2 separate regions of the Homo sapiens genome follow, and region 2 is linked to region 1. The links are chromatin loops, found by intact Hi-C in ENCODE. Cell type or tissue: CD14-positive monocyte. All regions are shown on one strand. Each heading gives the region's core, and the rest is flanking DNA. Links, peaks and the distances in the headings are about the cores only.

What was found. A loop is a pair of places that touch in the nucleus more often than their neighbours do. Peaks named below come from ENCODE experiments on the same cell type or tissue, not always from the same donor. Only the 100,000 strongest peaks of a DNase experiment are listed, where the experiment ranks them.
Region 2: a loop joins it to region 1, with 10 times the contacts of the local background. A loop is called at or near these places in 76 of 110 quality-filtered maps.

The regions. Positions count from the first base shown.
Region 1 is chr14:67,701,175-67,709,510 of GRCh38, reverse strand. It overlaps RDH12 (retinol dehydrogenase 12), which reads right to left and starts at 7,625. Exons shown (of 9, transcript NM_152443.3): 1 at 7,576-7,625. It also overlaps a transcript of GPHN not described here and the pseudogene RN7SL369P. In CD14-positive monocyte, for the core only: CTCF peaks have their summits at 4,646 and 4,864; DNase peaks (open chromatin) are centred at 4,870 and 5,310; H3K4me3 peaks cover 958 bases; H3K27ac peaks cover 858 bases.
Region 2 is chr14:67,580,439-67,588,774 of GRCh38, reverse strand. It overlaps PLEKHH1 (pleckstrin homology, MyTH4 and FERM domain containing H1), which reads right to left. Exons shown (of 29, transcript NM_020715.3): 23 at 7,737-7,837; 24 at 6,565-6,706; 25 at 4,892-5,034; 26 at 4,651-4,780; 27 at 3,121-3,207; 28 at 2,678-2,824; 29 at 1-1,701. The coding sequence ends at 1,540. It also overlaps a transcript of GPHN not described here. Among named protein-coding and RNA genes, the nearest start is that of PIGH, 16 kb to the left of the region's middle. RefSeq lists a silencer at 4,447-4,496. In CD14-positive monocyte, for the core only: CTCF peaks have their summits at 4,371 and 4,571 (motif pointing left); a DNase peak (open chromatin) is centred at 4,544.

The DNA.
Region 1 (8,336 bases), core at 163-8,162:
AGACCAGCATATGGGCCCCTGTGTCAGATTAACAAGGTTTTCTTGAAGCATTAACCAACTCCTAAAGGTTATAAAGGTTATGAAAGGCTTATGAAAGTTATATCTTATGGTCAAGATTAAAATGTTATAGATTGTTTATAAAATTTTGAAAAATGAATTTAATTGGCTTCATGCTGTTTTTATTAGGGCTTATTGTTTGGAAAATTAAGTCTCCTCTCTCAAAGAATGAAGGTTTTCACCTTTTTTGGGGAAATCCTTGAGTTATCACTTTGGTTAAATGAATAACTTATTTCACAATGACCTATTAATTCTATTTTGTGATATCAAGTGTTTTAAACCTTTGATATTTGACAAACTTTCCAAAATCAAACTATAAATTATGTCTTTTTCTGACCTAATTAATCCTTTAAGATATTGTTGGGCCTGGCACAGTGGCTCACACCTGTAATCCCAGCACTTTGGGAAGCCAAGGCCAGCGGATCATGAGGTCAAAAGATCGAGACCATCCTGGCCAACGTGGTGAAACCCCATCTTTACTAAAAATACAAAAATTAGCTGGGTGTGGTGGCGCATGCCTGTAGTCCCAGCTACTCGTGAGGCTGAGGCAGGAGAATCACTTGAACCTGAGGGGCAGAGGTTGCCGTGAGCCAAGATTGCACCACTGCACTCCAGCTTGGCGACAGAATGAGACTCCCTCTCAAAAAAAAAAAAAAAAAGGTATTATTAATAGGTTCCCTAGAGTCCGAAAATGACATATTTGGCTTATTTGGTATAAAAATTATACAGGAAGCATAGTCAAATATGAAATGGTGTTTGGTTTTCTTTGGGCTGTATTTGTATAAATATGTTACTGGTATGTGTTCCAAAATCATGGGAAACTCCTGTAATTTTGGTATGACTTAGTGTACATTATCAGTAATAATTATAATTGTTATGTTAAATTATCATATGCCACAGAGATAACAAATTTCCTTGTCAATTGTTTCTTTATGGCTGCCCTAAAACCTTTCATCATCCACAGACAATTGTTGTCTTGTTTTGGTCCTCCTTAGAAGGTGGTTTTATAATCAGCTATAGAACTCTAACAGGTGTTCTTAAATGCAGGTTTCTGATAACTTTGGAGATTGTAACCTTAGAATAGAGGAAAAAACTTTCAGGACTCTCATGGAGAGCTGAAGTGTTCACGAATATCAAGCAGAACAGGATTAACTGCATAAACTAAACTGATAGAAGACTAAAGTAATATTTTTAACTTTTTGCTTAAAACGTTGCTGATCCTTTTTTTTGTTTTTCAGAGTCAAGAAAACTTTTCTTTTAAGCTATTTACAGCTTTTAGCAATTGACTAAAGTATACTCCCATGAACAAAACTTGGGGCATATTTGTGTCTCTCTGCCTAATTTCTCCAGAATTTGGAAATTATTTGTGAGTATTTGTAACTTATAACAATACAGCTATTTACGTAAGTGCAGTAAGAATCTGTTTCCATTTGTAACAGGACACAATTGGAGAAACTGGTTATTTTATCAAGACTTTGACTGGAATGGTGTGCTTTCCCTTGGAATCAAACTTGACTTCTGGAACCAAGATAGCCCCTTGGAAAAATTGGCCTCTTACCTTTATCTACACAGCCCCTGTACAGGGTTCCTGATCTGTGGTAGGTAAAGAATGTCACTTTCTGACAGGCCCAGGAGCCCCAAGTTTACCTTGGAACCTCAAGAGGAGAGGTTAACTCAATTCATAGGTATTTGATAGCACAAATCCACGGCTGGGCTCAGCTTTAAAGAAGTCTTATCTGAGATTCTTTCTACAGAACACAGTTTCATCAAAGCCAATTTAAAAGCCTATGTAAAAAATAATTATTCTTACCAGCCTGGCCAACATGGTGAAATCCCATCTCTACTAAAAATATAAAAATTAGCTGGGTGTGAAAGCACATACCTGTAATCCCAGCTACTTGGGAAGCTGAGGCAGGAGAATCACTTGAACCCAGGAGGTGGAGGTTGCAGTGAGCTGAGATCACGCCACTGCACTCCAGCCTGGGCAGCAGAGTGAGACTCCATCTCAAAAAATATATATATATTCTTGCTGCTCTGTATACAAATAATTAGGCCAAGTATAATAAAGCAAACAAGTCCTACCATAATTTGTCTTTAGTAAAAATGGGAAACTGGAGAGAGAAAAGATTGTTTCAAAAAGTGTAGTACACCTATTGTTAGATTTTAGTCTTGCCTAATGTTTTGCAATTTTTATTGTTTTCTACAGTTTGGACTGAATTCTAATTTTTGTTGGCTACAAGTCTTCAAAATAATGTTTTCAATTGTTTTCCTTCTTTTTTCCCCATTTTTCCTAATTTGGAGTCACTAAAAAACTAAGTTGTGCTTTCGTAAAGCTCTGCAAACTGAAGCTAGACAACTTAAACTTCAGAAGAAAATAACAGCAACCTATTTACATACATAAACCGCTTTCATACCTGCCTACTGATGTATGGACTACAGAGTAATGTGGCCTATATCAATTTTCCAGGATTTTTCTTTTGTTTATTGTTGTTTGTATCCCTTCCTCCCCCTAATTTCTCTGCATAGGACATGAGACTTCACAACCTTCTAAAAATGAGCTTTGCTAATAACTTAGGACCTACCTGTCTAGGAACGAACCATCCTAACCAAGAGAGATTAGAAAAAAGCTGGGACCAGAGACTCATTTTCTTCTAAAATGCTTTCTCCAGAAGATTTTTTTTAAAGGGTGGAGAAAATGTGAAAGGAAAAGATCTCGGCCCCCAAAATCACAAAGCCAAAGGGAAAATTCAAGCTGGGAACTGTTTAGGGCAAACCTGCTTCCCATTCTATTCAAAGTCATCCCTCTGCTCACTAAGATAAATGCGTATCTGATTGCCTCCTTTGAAAAGGCTAAACAGAAACTCAAAAGAATGCCCCTGTTTGTGTCTCATCTTCCTGTGACCTGGAAGCCCATTCCATGCTTCGAGCTGTCCCTCCTTTCCAGACCAAACCGATGTTCATTTTCCATATGTTGATTGATGTCCCGTGTCTCCCTAGAATGTATAAAACCAAACTGTGTTCTGACCACCTTGGACATATGTTGTCAGGCCCTCCGAAGGCTGTGTCGTGGGGACACGTCCTCAACCTTGGAAAATAAACTTTCTAAATTAACTGAGACCTGTCACAAATTTTCTGGGTTCACACTACAAATATCACAAAATCCAGAAAATGACATTATATTTTTATTTTATTTTTAAAATTAGAGACGTGCATTGCTATGTTGCCCAGGCTGGAGTGTAGTGGCTGTTCATAGGCACTATCTTGCGACTGATCAGCGCCTGTATTTTGACTTGCTCTGTTTCTGACCTGGGCCAGTTCTCTCCTTCTTAGGTAACCTGGTGGTCCCCTGCTCCCAGGAGGTCACTATATTGATGCTGAACTTAATGTGGACACCTGATTGGCACAATACACTACAAGCCCAGAACGTCTAGGCTAAAGGGATCTTTCTACCTCATCCTCCCAAGTAACTGGAACTATAGGCACATGCCACTGCACCTGATATCTTTACTAATTAACTGCTTGACATAGTTAATGATATTTTTTTCTTATATTTTTGGCTGTATACTTTTTGAGTGCCTCCTCCTATAAAAATTATTTTGTAAATATCATTTTCCCTAGGGAAAATAAAAAGATAATTCAGCCTTTCCTCTGTCATGGTTGATCAAATGTGTCTTTTAAAACATCTTATTTTGAAATATTACAAAAAATTGCAAAAATAATACAAAAAATTCCTGCATACTTTTCACTCAGCTTCCCCAAATGTCAACATTTTAAATAACCTTAGAACAATGATCAAAACCAGGAAATTAACATTGGTACAACACCACTAACTAAACTAATGGCTTTATTCTAATTTCACCAGTTTTCTCACTAATGTCCTATTTCTGGTCCAGGATTGAATTCAGGACCCCACATTGCATTTAGTTGTGATAACCTACAGGTCACGTTTGGCAGTCTTCCAAATTAGCCTACCTGGGGCAAGTCTTATGATTCATGGCTTACATAGCATTTCTGAGTAAAGAATCTTACGATGAGTCTCTCAAATCTTATTGAAAATTTCTCAAACTGTTGACGTACACATTAATATGTAACCTACTGACACTGAAAAGGACACTGATTTGTTTCTGAATCATGAAGTGTTACTGATTGTCTTAAACATGGACATTTTAACTTGTATGTTGTCATCTGTAGCCAAGGACTGTAACCTCTGTATTGTGCCATTCAATGAAAAAGGACAACTCCAGTATGAAGAGTCTCCATCCCTTCTTCTAAACTTTCTTATAAAATCATTCCAACTTCTAACGACAGACTTTGGAATACACCCAGCTTTATTGGCGTGTCTTCCCAGATTGATCCTCACATTTGGCTTCCAATAAACCTTTATCAATTTATTTCTGCCTCAACAGCCTTAATTTCCATCAACAAAATGGCATAGCTGACAGGATTTCAGAGTGACCTCCCTGGACTACCTAGACCTGCTTCCAACCTTTGTGCATGTGCCAGCACAAAATCCATTGTGTTCCTGGACTTAGATGCCCCTGCTGAGTGCTACAGATGAGTTCCTCCTGAAATCAATGAAGTTCCTGTCTTGGTTGATGTTCTGGTTTATTAAAGCTGGTTTCCTCCTTGGCTACGTGGTACAATGACTGTCTCAGAACGAGAGCTGCTGCTATGAATTCAAGATAAGGGCTTTTGTTAAATACTAGGGCAGGGTAAAATAGAAGCTTTGTAAATTGTTTCCCTGGTGATTTGGGGTGAGACCTTTCCTTAGCTTTTTCCTTTTCCAGTCGCATGAGGGCACTCTTACTCTACTCCATAACTTGTCCTCACACAAAGCTAAAATGGGAAGTGCACTCTAAGACACCTGCTGAGTTTTAGGTATAATACTTACCATCCTTCCACTTGCAAGTGCCTAGATAAGCAGTAGATCCCCTAACCCAGGGTGGTTATAAGCAGCAGTGGCCAAAATGGAGCTGTTCCGAAAATGCCTAAGATAATTTATTTGCACACACAGTTGAAAAAAAGCTGGTTTTAGATACAGACAAATTGAATGGAAGATTTACTTCCAATAACACCTACAAGCTTCTAAAAAAATTATTTTAAAAATGCCTCAATTCAAGAGGTAAAAAAGATATGTGAAACGATTTGAAAATTTTAATGATTTAGGAGGCTTTCTCCTTTTTGCCTCTAGCTGCTCCTCCTCCTTCTACCCCCGTAATCAGAACTCAGCTCTTCCTGTTTGTTCTCCTGGCTCCCATACACCTCTTAGGCACAGATTTTTTAGAATTTCACAATACACACATTTCCTTCCCTCAAAAGGGGGAAATATATTTAAATTTAAAACAAGGGGAACAAACAAAACAACTGCAGAATGAAAATAGAACTACTGAGATCATAAAAATACGAATCCAACAGTTTTTCTAAACTGAGAGATTAATATTTTAAAAATGAGATTCTCAAACATTAAGACATGCCAGGCCAAGCACAGTGGCTCACGCCTGTAATCCCAGCACTTTGGGATGCTGAGGTGGGAAGAACACTTGAGTCTAGGAGTTTGAGACCAGCCTGGGCAACATGGCAAAACCCCATCTCTACCCAAAAAATGCAAAAATTAGCCAGGCACGGTGGTATGCACCTGTAGTCCCAGCTATTAGGGAGGCTGAAGTTGGGGGATCACTTGAGACCAGGAGAGAGAGGTTGCAATGAGCTGTGATCATGCCACTGCACTCCAGCCTGGGCAACAGAGTGAAACTCTGTCTCGGAAAAATAAAAAAAGACATACTGGGTTTTCTGAGACTCCAGCTAGATACATATTATGGCCCATTGTTGTGCACATCTTAAAATAATAGACAGATTAGAACTCAAGTGGTCCACCCAGAACTACAGAGTTAACATGTAGGATCGTCTAAGTTCTCTGTCTACCTCTATATATTTTTTCTGCCTACTTTGAAACTACTGACTTTTCTACTTGTGTTGAGATAAAGCTCACTGTTTATAGTATTACTAACTTAAGAAGACTTAGAAATTTTGTTTTTCTTATACGATTCAGCCAGTTCAAGCTAAAATGTTAACATTAAAAACCTAACTCTAAACTCATTTGAAACTGAATAAAAGGATAAAAGATTTTTAAAATAAAACTGCCATCGAACTACCTTACCCAAAAATTTTGGCTCACAGCCTTCATTAGATTACCTATTGGGACAAATAAAATTTAGCCATGTGAACTAACAGGTCCCAATTTTTTCCAAAAATAATTTAGATCCAACTATCTTTTATAAACTGGTGAGTTTGTATTACTATCTCATGACTAAAATTCTAAAATGAAAACTATAAGGGCCAGATGAGGTGACTCATGCCAGCAGTCCCAGCACTTTGGGAGGCCAAGGTAGGAGGATCATTTGCGCCCAGGAGCTCAAGACCAGCCCTGGCAACATAGTGAGACTCTGACTCTACAAAAAAAAAACTTTTTTAAGTTAGCTGGGCATGGCGGCACGCACCTGTAGTCCCAGGTACTCAGGAGGCTGAGGTGGGAGAATCACTTGAGCCTGGGAGGTCCAGGCTGCAGTGAGCCATGGTCATACCACTGCTCTCTACCCTGGGCAACAGAGTGAGGCCCTGTTTCAAAAGACAAATCAAAAAATAAAGGTATAAGATCTCTATTTGTGCATATATATGTGTGTTTAGATGTGTTTACATATATACATGTAATATGTTATATGTTGTATCTACATGATACCCAATTGACTTATAGATAAATGAGCACTCATAAATTAGTAAGCCCAAAGGTTTTCCAAGTTCACATGACTTAAGTAATTCTTTAATAAATAAACTGGCTTTAAAATTATTAGTAAAATAAATATTAAAATGTCTTCAAAATTGTCAACATACATATTTGCCTAGATTTATGGTCAGATTTATACTTGTCTTATTAAATATTTTACAGGGTCAGGATTTGGCACAAAGGTAAAAAACTATGAACCCAGCCAAAACCAAAATAATCTTTGTGTGATTTTTTTTATAAGTAAGACTAATTTAATATTGTTGGTTTAAGAAATACAGCTAAACCTTCTGAGTTATCAACAAAATACCCATGTATTTAACTTTAAATTTCTTGCTTAGGTAAATATCTGACATTCACAGGCTATAAAAATGGTTAATAGAAAAAAACTTAAAAAACTGAGCACAGGCCAGGCATGGTGGCTCATGTGTGTAATCCTAGCACTTTGGGACCCTAAGGTGGGAGAATCACTTGAGCTCAGGAGTTTGAGACCAGCCTGGGCAACATAATGAGATCTCATCTCCATTTAAAAAATATATATATATTAAATTTTTAAAAAAGCTGGGCACAGTGGTTCATGACTGTTATCCTAATGCTTTAGGAGGCCAAGGCAGGTGGATCATTTGAGATCAGGAGTTCAAGACAAGCCTAAGCAACATAGTGAGACACTGTCTCTACAACACAGTGAGATACTGTCTCTACAAAAATTTTGAAAATTAGTCTGGCATGGTGGCACTTACCTGTAGTCCTGGCCACTCAGGAAGCTGAGAAGGGAGGATTGCTTGTGCCCAGGAGTTGAGGTTACGATGAGCTGATCATGCCACTGCATGATAATAATTTATTACATGGTAAATTATTTTCCTAAAGCAAAATGACAGGTTAATTATAAAAGAGAAAGGGTAGGGCAAAACAAAAGTTCAAACATGTCATAAATAGTCTACAGAAATCATAATAGGCCTGGCGTGGTGACTCATGCCTGTAATCCCAGCACTTTGGGAGGCTGAAGTGGGCGGATCACAAGGTCAGGAGTTCGAGACCAGCACAGCCAAAATGGTGAAACCTCATCTCTACTAAAAATACAAAAAGTAGCCAGGTATGGTGGCGCATGCCTGTAGTCCCAGCTACTCGGGAGGCTGAGGCGGGAGAATCACTTGAACCTGGAATGCGGAGTTTGCAGTGAGCCAAGATAGTGACACTGTACTCCAGCCTGGGCAACAGACTCCATCTCAAAAAAAAAAAAAAAAAAAAAAGAAATTATAATAAAGTTCTTTAAAATTTTTTTAAATGTATATGTGATTAAGTTGGCTATAATCAAAAAAAAGTTATAAGTGTTTCTAAAGATTGAGATTTTGGTCCTCTATGTTAAAATAACATTGTCTTAAAGTATAAATTTGCTCTTAGTGAATTACAAGAGCTTTTGATTTTAAATTCTACAATCTATTTCTTTTCTAAAACTTCTCAAATTTATATCTCAAAAAATTCTACTTGTGCTATACCTCGC
Region 2 (8,336 bases), core at 289-8,288, 120 kb after region 1:
ATTGTTGGGGTTAAAGGCTTGGTTTTGGGTGCTACTGCTAAATATACAGTTTTCAGCACTTTACTGACATATAGTAAGGCTGCCTTAGAGCTAGGAAATAAAACTCAGTTTCCTAGATGTTGGAAAATCAGAGTATGAACTCTTTCGTTTTGTTTTTGTTAGGGGAGGGTGTGTCTACAACCTGTCTAGAGGAGACTGTCTAGTCTCCTCTGCACTCAATCAGAAGGTCTGAATTGAGGGGGATTATGGTATTATCAGTAAGGCAAAAGATGAAAGAAACTTTTTTTTACCTGCTACTCTTAGGCTAGGGCAAATGTCACATATGTACCCTCACCCTCAAACTAATTCCCAGCAGAAGTTTGCCAGAAGTCTCAAGGAGCATATCCAGGCCCACATGCCTGAAATAGTCTTCTGTGTTTCTGACTCATTTTTGGTGGTCTTACAGCAGCAAAAAGCAGAGTGCATTTGCTTGGTCTTTTACAAGAAGAAGGAAACAAATGATGGCCCACTACAGTGAACACAGCCTTCACCGAGCGCTGTCCAGTCATTAAAATGAGACAGGGAGGGGTCAGATTGGACCTACCTCCTGCCCTTGCTTGCACATTGCGTGGTACTGGGTTTGGCCTAAAGTCCAGTGTGAGGAAAACAGCTTGAATCTTAGCAGGTATAGCATGTTATCCTGCAAAGACTGCCCCAGAAGGGGCTGTACCAATGCCTACATACCAATAATGGGGAAAAATGAGTCTATTCTTTTTTCTCCAACTCTGTCAGCACCTTTCCCATTTGGGAAAGGCAGCCCAGTTTAGTGAGTTCTAGGCTTCTGACAGAGTGTAGGAGAATTGGAAATTTTAGTCCTATCCTGTTTAGCGACGTTCACAAAACTTCAAGTATAAATAAGACCATATACAATATTAAAAAATTAGCTTCTGGGCTGGGCGATGGCTCATGCCTGTAATCCCAGCACTTTGGGAGGCCAAAGTGGGCAGATCACCTGAGGTCAGGAGTTCGAGACCAGCCTGGCCAACATGGTGAAACCCCGTCTCTACTAAAAATACAAAAATTAGCCGGGCATGGTGGCGCACACCTGTAATCCCAGCCACTCCGAAGGCTGAGGCAGGAGAATTGCTTGAACCCTGTGGACTGGGTGACATAGTGACACTGTGTCCCCCGCCCCCCCCAGAAAGAAAATTAGCTTCCTTGAGAGTACCAGTGCAGAAAGCCTTAACTTATAGCACTGATGCCCTCAGTAACAGTGGATCATCCCTGTCTATGTCTAGAATCAGGTAGCATCTGGAGTCATTATTCTTATGAAAAAAGGAATAAATGGTTTTAACACTGGGTCTGGATTTTAAAAAGTTGAGCCCTGAAACATTATAAGGCACCTAGAGAGTAAAGGCTTCACAGAGACTAAAATACACATTTCACAGAACAAGAGTAGCCGGGGGCTGTTAGACCCGTCACAGTAGTATCATACCCTAGGATATATATCTCTAAATCCAGAGGCACTAGTGGTGTTGGGGAATCGGGTAGGAGAAATATTCACAGCAACGTTGGCCCCTTGGTAGCACAGGAAACAGAAGAAAAGAACTGTCGTCCATCCAGTTCCCACAGCTGGCAGGCTCCGGGTGGGTTGGTGGGGGGGTTCACAGTTGTAGTGCAATGGTTCATATAGCTGGCCATGATGAAGGTAGCTTCTGCAATCTAAGAGGAGGTCAGAGATGTGAAGGAATTGAACTAGCCTTGGCTTGAATCCTGGCTTTCTTACTTATTAGCTCTTATGCTGAGTTCCTGGGCCTCAGTTTATTTAATCTCTTAAAATACCCACCTGGGAGAAAATATCCAAAGGGAATCATAACTGTGCTGTTCAGAGGCCCAGTGGTGTGGGCTCCTGTTGGTCTGGAGATCCTCTCAGATGCACAGTGCCCTTCTGAGAAAAGGAGGCCCAGTGTTCTGCTCTGGTTAGCTCTACAACCAGGGAAGGGGCCTTCTTAAGAAAGGGATCTGGAGATCCTCCCCTTTAGCAGGGGTGGTATTAAAGGAGGAGTAGGTTTGGCAAACTCTAACTTTAGGATTAAAAAGGAGAACAACAGGGTTTCCAGTTAATCACACGGGAGTCAGGAACAATAAATCAGAACTTAGCCTTTGTAATTATTATTTTTGCTGGTCAACACTTCCTGTATTGAGTAGGAACAAAGTCACTAAAGCAAAAGAGGTCTTTTTGCGGTCTTCCCCACAACAAGGAAGAGGGAGCACTGTGGGACTGTCCCACTTTGTAGCTAATGTTGGGTCAGCAGAACCCAGGGGTAACATGCGAGCACCTTAAAGAGGAATCTGCCCTGCCTTGAGGACTGCTGCAAGGAAGAGAAGAGCACGTAAGCACCCAACTGAGGACTGCATGATGCTGGGGCTTGAGAGAATAAAAAAGAAAAAGTGAAGAGCATAATAGTAGCTAGGCCAGAGTTAGTTCCCTCCAAATATGTCCCTTTACCTACTAGCTGAACATTGATACGGAGATGCAACACCACCTGAACCTTTGGAATACTAATTACAGACAAGACCAACAATTTTATCTGGGCAGGGCCCTTGCAGAGCACTAGCATAACCCCAGTTTCCTTTCTAAGCTCCAAGCCCACCACATCTTGCCAGAGTAGAACGTTTTAACAGCTGTCAGACCTACCTTGGGAGCAGCCATCCGGAAGATCAACTTCTCAATGTGGCTTTTTCCAGAGCTCTTGTCTGGGATAGATCTAATCACAAGCATGAAGTCATCCCTGCAGCCACCAAACGTTGTCACTGAAGAGTAGGGGTAAGTGATGTGCACTTGCTGTGGAAAGGAACCAGTCAGTTGTGGGGAAACTTTCCACCTGTCCCCTGAGCTAGGAACCAGCATCCCCTGTCTCTTCTAGGCACAGGAAAGGAGAACTCCCAAGTGGTCATAATTTGGAGATCTCCATCTTGAATATCTACAAGCAGTGTCTAGACTAGAGGACTGGTGCTTGGGCAGGAGTGGGGGTAGGGCAGCCATGGTCACTTGGTTCAGGCTTTTGAGTCCACAGAGGAGAAGAAAAGACCATGTTGAGGAAGAGGAGGGGTCAGGGAGCAGCCTGCATCCTTTCATACCATAGTGTTGTGGTCCAGGATGCTGACGCCATCCTCATTCACAGCAATCCACACCAGAGCGTTCTCCTTGGAAGACAGCTGGGCAGGCTGGGGAAACAGAAACAACCCATCAGATATATCCATAGTTAGAGATTTTGAACTATAATAACTTTCTGAGAAAGAAGGCACATCCAGGGATCTGCTAAGCAGTGATTTCCAGCCACCTCATCTTGGAAAACAAAGATGATATTTGTACAGTGTATGCAGGAAATAGACAAGGCTGCTTGTGACAGGAGACCCTTGGCCTTGGGGCTCTGGCCACCTACTAACCATCTCAAAGGCAGAGGCGATCATTCTTTTGATGTCCCTAGAACCCATGCTGCCACAGCACACTGGATGGAAAGCTCTGTGCTACAGAATAGAGGCCAGCCCTAGCTGCTCTGTTAGGGGAATGGGGAACAGCTGGTTTTCTCCTAGTCTTGGAAACACGGCATTCCACCTATAGTCTCCAAGCCGAAGTGCTTCTGACTTCAGCCAATCTCCTAGGTGCTGTAAAAGAAATAGGAAAGCAAGAATGCAGTCCTGTGGCTTTAGGCCCTATCAGTAAGAAAGTGACTATTTAGTGGACATTCCTGTAATGACTAATTTTCACTGCCAGGACTACAGTATGGTAATCCAGAAAATCTCTCTCTTAACCCAAAGGGAGGCAGATAGACATTGGACATGCCACCTTTTTCAGAAGCTTTTCCTAAGCTCCCAGACCAAGTGGGTCCCTGTTATATGCCTTTATAACACCTCTGTACATCTTCATAGCATTTGTGATGGCTTATAAATATATATTAAATACATAGAGAAAAAAATGAATACGATTATTTGATGAATATACATCTCCTGCACTAGATGGGAAGCTCCAGGAAGGCAAGGACTGTGTCTGATTTTCTCACTTCTTATAACCTCAAACAACCAGCACTGGACATAGTAGGAGCTCAACTATTTGTTGAATGAATGAATGGCCATTTTCCGATCTGTGGCTTCAGTAAACAGGATCACTGCCCAGCTTTGAGCTGTAATTATCTATAAAGTTTATGCACAACAGACACCCAGTGAAGAAAAGTTCCTTCTGAAATTACTGTTGGCCACCTGGCCTTCATACAGAGGTGAAATTAACTGTTGGCTAAGTAATTTGATTCCCCTGTATGCCATGTCAAACCAGTGGAGATGTATTTGTTTAGGTTATACATTGTTCTTTCAAACTTTAAAAAAAATGAAAGCACTCTTGAGAGGGCTGTTATTTCAAGTCTGAATCTTTGTGTGTGTGAATTAGTTGATCACATCTTTTCTTTTGGGGCAGTCAACAAAGGACAAATGAAGATAAGCAATCACAATTCTGCTCTGGACTGTGGAAAGCTGGACTAGGCCAGAAACAGTGGAGGGATAGTGACCTCTGGTGGTTACTGGTATGGAGGTAGGGGCTGCAAATTGGTATGGCTCAAACATGAGCAGTTGGGGACACACCTAAGGGTGTGGGCAGCTCCTTCCACTGGCACTTACCTGAGCAGCAAAAAGTTTAGCACCAAAGAAAGGCCATTTCCTGGCCACGGTCAGGTAGATGCGGATGCACTCAGGAGGGGAGCATCCTTGCAATGTTGCCCATTTTGTGGTCAACATATCTGCCAGGTGCCTGGTGTGGGCAGATGGAGAGAAATAGTGCCAATGAAGTGCCGACGTGTCTTCATTCCAGGCCTGAGACCTCCCCACAGTGACTTGCTGCAAGACCTTGTAGCCTACCTACCTCAGCTGTTCAGCGGGGGCCCCATGTCTATAGCGCCTGGGGTGGAACCTGTCTAGGACCTGCTGGAGAAGATGCTGAGCCTTGGCAGGGGATGTGCCTCCAGGGCCTGGCAGGGCAGGCTTCTCCAAGTCCCCATATTCTACCTGTGGTAGAAGCATATGAAGAGACCAGTCAAAATCTGACAGTGGATGGGCCAGGTGGGGGCTGTTGAGAGGTGAAATAAACCATTTCTTTATTACCCTATTGGTGGGGTGCGAGTGGTTGTGAAAAATACTTTAGAAAAACGCTTCATCTCAAGTTTTATAGACACTAGAGAAACAAACTTAGGGCCCTCGAATATTAGAGATCACCGACCAACTTTGATTTTGCAGCTGAGGTGAAGTGCCTTTTCCAAAGACACAGTTAATTGGTAGCCGACAAGGGAAAACAATGTGGAAATTCTGGCTTCCAGTCCAAAAATATGGGCTATAGAATTGAAGATGCTACAGATCCTAGAGTACAGCAGAGTGTTCCAAATGTGGCCTTTGGAGTTGGACACCTGGCGCAAATCCCAGCTTTGTGTCCCTGATCAAGTTACTTAAACTCTCTGAGCTTCAATTTCCTCATCTATTAGGTGGGAATAAAAACTACAATGGAGGATGCATATATGCTTAGTACAGGGCCTCCTAGAGAGTATTCCTATTGATATTTATAAAGATCAACTATTACTGTTTCCTCTTCCTTTCCAGCATGTAAATCCAGATTCTTATTCTTTTTTAAAAATTTTTAATTTTTAATTTTTGTGGGTATATAGTAGGTGTCAGACTCTCTTATGGGAGTCATGAAGGTATCCCAGATACCTTTGGCAAGATGGCCTTCTAAATATAATGGGAAGGAGAGTCCAAGTCTGAATGTGTGTTCCTCTTCCTAAGTCTACTTAGAAGGTCTGATGGTTTATGAAGTTTACCACATACATTACATGATACAATTATCCAGGTATCATACTTAGTACAACCCTGTGGAGGCTGGCAGAGGTTTTTGTTTGTTTGTTTGTTTTGTTTTGTTTTGAGACAGAGTTTTGCTGTTGTCGCCTAGGCTGTAGTGCAATGGCATGATCTTGGCTCACTGCAACCTCTGCCTCCCAGGTACAAGTGATTCTCCTGCCTCAGCCTGCCGAGTAGCTGGGATTACAGGCGCCCACCACCACACCCAGCTAATTTTTATTTTTATTTTATTTTATTTTATTTTTTTTCAGTAGAGACAGGGTTTCACTGGTCAGGCTGGTCACGAACTCCTGGCCTCAGGTGATCTGCCCGCCTCGGCCTCGCAAAGTGCTGACATTACAGGCATGAGCCACTGCTCCCGGCCAAGTATTTTTTATTTTGGTATACTGAGAAGGAAACTAAAGCATAGAGAAGTGAAGTGACTTGGCTAAGACCTCATAGTTGGAAGGTATATAGGACTCAAACCCAGGTCTCTGGATTCCAAGTCCAGCCATCTGCACGCATCCTATATCTGCGGTGAGTGAGGAGCTCTGATCTGTAGAAGTCAGCTGCTTTCCATCCCAGAGATGGCAAAGCTGCCCTCTCCTGAGCACCACAGGATCTGCAGAATCTCTCCTGTGTTTCAGGCTGCATGGTGCATTCATTCTAAGCTGGCAACCCGACCCTCCTGCTTCCTGAACAGAACCTTACCTGGGCCATCAGGGCAGCCATCTCAAGAGCCAATTCCTTGTTGATAGGAAACCTCCCTGCCACTATCTCTCTACTGGTTTGAGAGGCAAGGAGCAGCCGTTCTCGGTCCGTCTCCCCTTTGACTTGACTGCGAAAGTACAGCCTACAAAGAAGAGAATAAGAAACCAGGACTCAGCAGGGATTCCAAACAGGGATGGGGCTTTCTCTGGGTCTGTTACCTTTATTTCCAAAAAGATAAAGTACTCTTTTCCCACTATTTATGAGCCTATTTTGTATTGCCTCCAGAAACATATAACCGAGTATGACACAGAGCAGATGCAGGGTCATGCTGATCTCATACCAACAGGAGGGCATGGTTCATTCTGAAGATACCATTAAGCTTACTGGATTTAGTAAGGGAAATCTGGTACCTGGAGTTATAGATTAGGGGACTGGATGAGGTAAGAGTCCAAGAGACTACTGGAAACTATTTGCCTGGAGACATACTGAGATGGAGGGATGGGATTTTCTTACTCAAATTGATAGAAAGTCAGGATGTCTACTTCTGTATTTCCTGGAATTGGTATAGGAAGTACTTAGTCTTTAGCTATAACTAGCTGGTGCTTATACAAAATTTCACTCTCATAAAGTAACACACTTAGCCATCCCATGAGGTTGGTCTATTTTCTATTCTTTTCTTTTTTTTGAGGCAGGGTCTCACTCTGTTGCCCAGGCTGGAGTGCAGTGGCGTGATCTCAGCTCACTGCAGCCTCAACCTCCCAGGTTTAAGTGATCCTCCCACCTCAGCCCCCCTGAGTAGCTGGGACTACAGGTACATGCCACCATGCCCAGCTAATTTTTGCATTTTTTGTAGAGGTGGGGTTTTGCCATGTTGCCCAGGGTGGTCTGGTCTGTTTTCTTGGCAGATGTTTGTGTGTGTGTGTGTGTGTGTGTGTGCATATACACACACGCACACGCAGTATAGGGAAGGCTGACAGAAGGCCTGAGCTGCCCAGGGTTTCACAGAGTATCAGCAGCAGAGCCCGCCTGCACCCCAGCTAGTGACTGCCAGGCAGTGTTATATCTGTGGGTCCCTCCCCCCGTCTGGATAGGCTGTCTAGTCGAGGAGGCGATGAGCTGGCACCCAGTGGCAGCCCTTGTGTTTGGCCCCACCCTCGTGCAGTGCTTAGGACCTGTTCTTGTACATCAGCTTCACGACGCGTGTCCCACCCTCAGACTTTCCGGGGTGCAGCTCCTTCATGGCTTGTTCCCACTTGGAGATGGCATCACAGATCTTGAAAAGGCAAAAGAAGAAAGTCAGAAAATTTCCTGATAAGGAGAGAAGGGATCAAGGTCCAGCCAGGGCTGGACTCAGAGCAGAAGAGCAAAGAAAACTAAGGAAAAGTCCTCCCACCAGGAGGCTGACCTGCGGAGCTTCATGCTTCCTGGACCCAAGGTGGCAGCAGCTCCCTCACAAACAGAGGGAACCCTGGACAGGGTGAGCAATAAAGCAAGAAATCTGCCCTGCTGGTGTCACCAGCTGAGGGGCCTCCCCAGAGGCTAGGCAGCCCCATGGCCTTCGAACACCAGCTCCATTTCCATTCCACTGACTGCTATTCTCCTCTTCAACAAATATGCCCAGAGGGCTACCATGTAACAAAGCCTCACAGATGCCCAGACATTGGCAAAGAAGGTATGTGGCATAGTTTTTCCAGGCAATGTTAAAAGACCATAGAAGCCTTTGTCCTGTTAAAGACAAGCAAACACTGGAGCCAAATATGCATCAAAGTGCT